2 separate regions of the Homo sapiens genome follow, and region 2 is linked to region 1. A link is an interaction called in ENCODE POLR2A ChIA-PET data of the cell type or tissue named here. Cell type or tissue: MCF 10A. All regions are shown on one strand. Links, peaks and the distances in the headings refer to the core of each region. The heading gives the core; the rest is flanking DNA. Region 1 overlaps NBR1 (NBR1 autophagy cargo receptor). Region 2 overlaps LSM12 (LSM12 homolog).

Region 1 (2,913 bases), core at 224-2,723:
GCCAGGCAGGCGCAGTGGCTCACACCTGTTATCTCACCATTTTGGGAGGCCAAGGCGGGCGGATTCATGAGGTCAGGAGTTCGAGACCAGCCTGACCAACAGGATGAAACCCCATCTCTACTGAAAAAATACAAAAATTAGCCGGGCATGGTGGCATGCACCTGTAATCCTAGCTACTCAGGAGGCTGAGGCAGGAGAATCACTTGAACCCGGGAGGCAGAGGTTGCAGTGAGCCTAGATCATGCCACTGCACTCCAGCCTGGGCGACAGAGCGAGACTCCATCTCAAAAAAAAAAAAAAAAAAGCCGGGTGCTGTGTGGCTCATGCCTGTAATCCCAACACTTTGGGAGTCCAAGGCGGGCGGATCACGAGGTCAAGAGATCGAGACCATCCTGGCTAACACGGTGAAACCCCATCTCTACTAAAAATACAAAAAATTAGCCAGGCGTGGTGGCGGGTGCTTGTAGTCCCAGCTACTCAGGAGGCTGAGGCAGGAGAATGGCGTGAACCCGAAAGCAGAGCTGGCAGTGAGCCGAGATCGCACCACTGCACTACCGCCTGGGTGACAGAGCAAGACTCTGTCTCAAAAAACAAACAAACAAAAAATACTAAGACCAGATAATGGAAAGTTTTAAAGATTTAGGTGTTAAGGGCTACCAATAAATAAGACGGAAATTGGTTGAAGTTCCAGTTTCAGAGAGCTGGGCCTAAAGTTTTGGCTCCCACCCCAGTCCTGGGCTTACATCAGGGTATTAGACTGGAGCAAGCTCTCAGGTCGGCCTAAAGGAGACTTGGGGCTCTGGAGTCCATGGATTGAATTCCACAGGTGAATTTTCCTATGGAGTTTAAGCTGCTTTTTAAGTTCCTTGACCTCTGCTTTACGTTGTTTCTTCTCAGCTCGCAACCTTTGCTTTTCTGCTTTAAGAAAGTTCTTATCAACCTGTTTCTGGAGCCTGTGAGATAATAAAAGCAAGTCTTAAAAGAAAGTCACAAATAAATTCTGAAGCTATGTGGAGCCAATTGCAATTTCCATCAGTGTCAGCTTCCAGTTTAATTTCTTTTTTTGTTTTAGAATTAGGGTCTCACTCTGTCATGTAGGCTGGAGTACAGTGGTCTAATCATGGCTCCCTTCCACCTCATATTCCTGGGCTCAAGCAATCTGCTCACCTCAGACTCCCAAGTAGCTGAAACTATAGGTACGCACCACCACGCCTGGCTAATTTTTAAATTTTTTTTGTAGAGGCGGGATCTTGCTATGTTGCCCAGGCTGGTCTCAAATATTTGGCTTCAAGCACTCCTCCCACCTTAGCCCCTCAAGTTGCTGAGATAACAGTTATGGGCCATTGTGCCCAGCCTACTTTAGTTTCTTAATTTCTTTTTATAGCTATTATTTCTATTTCACTAACTTTGGATAACTGTCTTCATTATTGCACATCAATTGAAAATGAGCAGAACTAAGGAGACTATCTGTAGTTTTGTGATTCATACCCTGTCACCAGAACCAAGAAGTCAATCAGAGAATAAGCATCTCCATGTAGAGGGTTTTACCTGACTTGTTCCAGAGCAGCAGGAAGACGAGGAGTAGAGTACTTTGAGTGACAGAACGGTTCAGAGGAGCCCACAACAGGTCTCCGCAACTTCAGCAGGACGTGGTTAGTGTCATGGCCATATGGCCCTGCTTCACAATCTTCACAGATATTGTAGGATGGGCATAGGCTGTGGGGAAAGAATGGCACAATACACAATGGCAGAATAGGAAGTACCTGGGGTAGGGAGATATAAGACCATACTTCTATGTTTGCTCCAGTACCAACTAGCAGGTAACCTGAGCATGCCATCTGACTATGCCATGCCTCAATTTTCCTCATTAATAAAATGAGGATAATAACACTTAACCCATATCCATTTTAAATGAAAATCTATGGGAGGAAGGTAAGATGTGAAAGTACATGGGGCCAGGCACAGTGGCTCATGTCTGTAATCCCAGCACTTTGGGAGGCCATGGAGAAGAGGATCATTTGAGTCCAGTAGTTTGAGACTAGCCTGGGCAATATAGGGAGACCCCATCTCCAAAAAAATAATTAAAAGGCAGTCTGTGATCCCAGCTACTTGGCAGGCTGAAGTGGGAGGATTGTCTGAGCCTGGGAGGGTGAGGCTGCAGTGAACCATGATTGCACCCTGCACTCCAGCCTGGGTGACAGAGACCCTGTCACCAAAAAAAAAAAAAAAAAGGCATTTGGAACAACCGAGGAACTACCCTTAGTGATCTAATTTTGTCCGTTCAGGGGAACATAATTTTGCCTGGCTTTGCTAATCCAAATGCACATTTGAACACAACAATCTGAATAGTTACAACATACAAAGCATGTGGGTGAAGAGTAGCTTGTGCTTCCAACTCACAGCTACAACATCTAATGCTCAGAAACAGGGTACAATTAATTTCCCTTTACCTACACAGAAAGCCAGGGAGGTAAAAGCTGTAAGGTCTATCACTAGCTAGCTACTCCCAAGCAACTGCTTACCTACACTGGTAGCGGACACCAACAATCCTTCTTTGGCAGTTGTTGCAAGCAATATGCCAGCTGAACTGGTTTTCTGGCAAAAACAATGTTTCTTCTGAAGTAGGCATTGAGACTTCTGAGGGACAAGAACCCAAGGATGGGTTCTGGAGGACAAGCTTTTCATGTAATTTCTGTTCAAGCTTCTCAACCGTTTCGTTAACCACTTGTTCTCTGAACTAGAATATGGAGCAGAAGGTAGGGAAAAAACTCAGTTCCAATATCAGAAAAAAATGTGAAGATATCAATAGATCTGAAACCTAACTGTCTCTGGTATAATACAAAAACACAATAAACAACTGCTACTGAATAGACAGAAACATAGCAAAAGGTCTATTCCTTCCACAGCTAAACT
Region 2 (2,913 bases), core at 192-2,691, 850 kb before region 1:
CAAGACTATCCTGGGCAATACGGTGAAACCCTGTCTCTACAAAAAAATACAACACCTTAGCTGGGCGTGGTGGTGTGCTTCTGTGGTCCCAGCTACTTGGGAAGCTGAAGTGGGAGGATTGCTTGAGCCCAGTGGGTGGAGGTTGCAGTGGGCTGAGATTGTGCCATTACATTCCAGCCTGGGTGATAGAGTGAGACTCTGTTTCAGAAAACACAAAAAACAAAACTGGAAACAATTCAGATTTTGATCAACTGTCCATCAACTAGTGAATGAATATATAAAAGGTAGAACTGTATCCTCATAGTGGAATGCTTCCTAGCAATTTAAAAAACTATTGGTACATGAAACAAAATGGATGAACCTCAGAAATGTGCTAAGTGGAAGAAGCCAGAGACGTAAGTCAACACATTGTATCATTCCATTTATATGAAATATCTAGTAAAGGAAAAACTATAGAAATAGATTTAAGGCCAGGCATGGTGGCTTACGCTTGTAATCCCAGCACTTTGGGAGGCTGAGGCGGGCAGATCACGAGGTCAGGAGTTCGAGACCAGCCTGACCAACATGGTGAACCCCTGTCTCTACTAAAAATACAAAAATTAGCCAGGCGTGGTGGTGGGCACCTGTAATCCCAGCTACTTGGGAGGCTGAGGCAGGAGAATCCCTTGAACCTGGGAGGCGGAGGTTGCAGTGAGCTGAGATCGCACCACTGCACTCCAGCCTGGGCGACAGAGCAAGACTTTGTCTCAAAAAAAAAGAAATAGATTTTAAAAAGTAATCTTGGTGGCCCTCCCAAGCCTAAAAGGCACATTCTACACTTTCTCTACTGAGGGCAGCTTTTATTGGTTCTCTCCAGTGGTTTGGCAAAAACCATAAACTTACTAACTTGGAATAATTGGGCCATTTATAGGTATATAGTCATTTGCAAAAATATGTGGGAAAATTTAGATTTGTACAGCAGCTAAATTGAGGGTAGAGTGATAATCGTTTGCTTTACAAAAGAAGGCATATTCATGTTCTGCATGAGTTTTCATGACAAAAAAGGGCAAGGTAATCTCCTTCTCCCCACCCTCAATTTTGAAAAAAGGAAACACTTCTAGTTTCTTTTATTGAGAGCGGTCTCCCCCATTGATGGGGACCCCTAATTGATGGGGTCCTCTCTAGGAGATTTTATCCCATTTGTACAGCTTCCTGGTAAAAGCAGATCTGTGTAGCTGAGTCCGGATCCCTAAAGCATTACTGTAGGTTGAGTATATTGGGGGCAAACTGAAAATATATACAGTCAGCTTACAGTCATTTCTGCTGACTTTTCTAAGTGCTCCCTTACATCATTTAGCATTTGGGATGTTTGCATTAGAATTGAAATAGAGAATTGTCTAGTCCATTCTCCTTTGCTTTTGGAGACTTTAGGGGAGATTGCACTTGCACAACTGGTATTTTGGCGGGGGTGGGGGGTGTATTTTGAAATCATTGTTCTATAACCAGTGTGTCATTGTTACTCAGCCTGTCTAAAGAATCACTTCTGGCTGAGATTTATATCCATTTTATTTTCTCTCTGGCAAAAATTCAAGTGGCTCTTCTTCCAGCTTTTTTTTCTCCCCTTCTCTAGCTTAATTTGTCAGTTCCATTCTTAAACATTCTGCATAGATGCCTGGTTTCCTGAGCCAACTCTTGTCTCTTACTAAATGGGGTGATGTTATGTTTTTAAGCTGCTATGTAGGTGACAACGACATTTTACTCTTTGAACGTTCAGACTATCTAGTCAACACAAGCTTTATAGAAGCAGCTTTCTCTGACCCAGCATTCGGAGATGATTTGGATTTTCAGGAATAAACGTTTTTAAAGGGGATTGAGGTTTCAAAGTGAGATCTTCCAGCCTGCTTATAAGGTAAATGCCCGCCTGTCCACTAGATGCTTCCCAGGAGCTCTGCCACCCTCCAGTTTTTCCTTCTTTCCTTAAAGACTTCAGATTTTTTTTTTTTTTTTTAATAGAGGCAGGGTCCCACTATGTTGCCCAGGCTGGTCTGTAACTACTGGGCTCAAGTGATCTTCCTCCCTCAGCCTCCCAAAATGCTGGGATTACAGGCGTGAGCCACAGCGCTGGCCGACTTCAGATTTTCTTAAGGCATTGTTTGGAAAGCAAGATTCAAGGAAACTCCTCCTTAGGTTGCAGTGAGCTGAGATTGCACCACTGCACCAGCCTGGGCCACAGAGCAAGACTCCATCTCAAAAAAAAAAAAAAAAAGGAAACTCCTCCTTGTTACCGGGGTTTTTTTGGTGCTTGAGTAAGCGTTGCTTGTTGCTGCTTAAAATACATCATCAGCAGCTCTTTCCATAGAAACTACAAGGCTTTCTTGTTACAGTTGGGATTGCCACTGCTTGGAATGCTGTCAGCCTGTGTGTTTATTTGTCTGTAAAGTTATAGCCTGGTAGGGCCAGAATGGCAGCCAGTCTTGAAAGATTATATATATATTGCTGCTGTATTTGTCTCTCTCCATGTCCTAGAGATCCTGTGAAAAAGGAGCTCTGGCTTCAGATCACTGCAGGGTTTTGCCATTCTTCCCTCTCTTACCCGGGGAGGCTGAAATGACAGCGTGAGCTGGCCTTCTGTGCTCACGCCTGCTCCTCCTTCCTAAGACAGTCTTTGAAACTTGCAAGGACAAGAATACCCATGGCAATTGAAGGCCTCCTTTTTTTTCATAGTCAAACCTAAGCCTTGAGAAAGTGCTTAATTTTATAAACAAAGAATTAGACACTTGGTTTACTTCCTCTGCTATAAAACTATGCTTGGAGCCAGGCGTGGTGGCTCACGCCTGTAATACCAGCACTTTGGGAGGCTGAGGTGGGTGGATCACCTGAGCTCAGGAGTTCAAGACCGGCCTGGCCAACATGGTGAAATCCTGTCTCTACTAA

What was found. ChIA-PET counts read pairs that join two places held together with the same protein. Peaks named below come from ENCODE experiments on the same cell type or tissue, not always from the same donor. Only the 100,000 strongest peaks of a DNase experiment are listed, where the experiment ranks them.
Region 2: POLR2A ChIA-PET joins it to region 1 with 5 read pairs; 2 of 35 experiments call an interaction of 5 or more read pairs at or near these places.

What each region holds. Positions count from the first base shown.
Region 1 is chr17:43,189,412-43,192,324 of GRCh38, reverse strand. NBR1 (NBR1 autophagy cargo receptor) reads right to left here. Exons shown (of 21, transcript NM_005899.5): 8 at 2,523-2,737; 9 at 1,549-1,716; 10 at 744-953. Among named protein-coding and RNA genes, the nearest start is that of NBR1, 20 kb to the right of the region's middle. In MCF 10A, for the core only: no CTCF peak of the experiment used is centred there; no DNase peak of the experiment used is centred there.
Region 2 is chr17:44,042,881-44,045,793 of GRCh38, reverse strand. All of the region lies in intron 2 of LSM12 (LSM12 homolog), which reads left to right. Among named protein-coding and RNA genes, the nearest start is that of LSM12, 22 kb to the left of the region's middle. In MCF 10A, for the core only: no CTCF peak of the experiment used is centred there; a DNase peak (open chromatin) is centred at 1,453.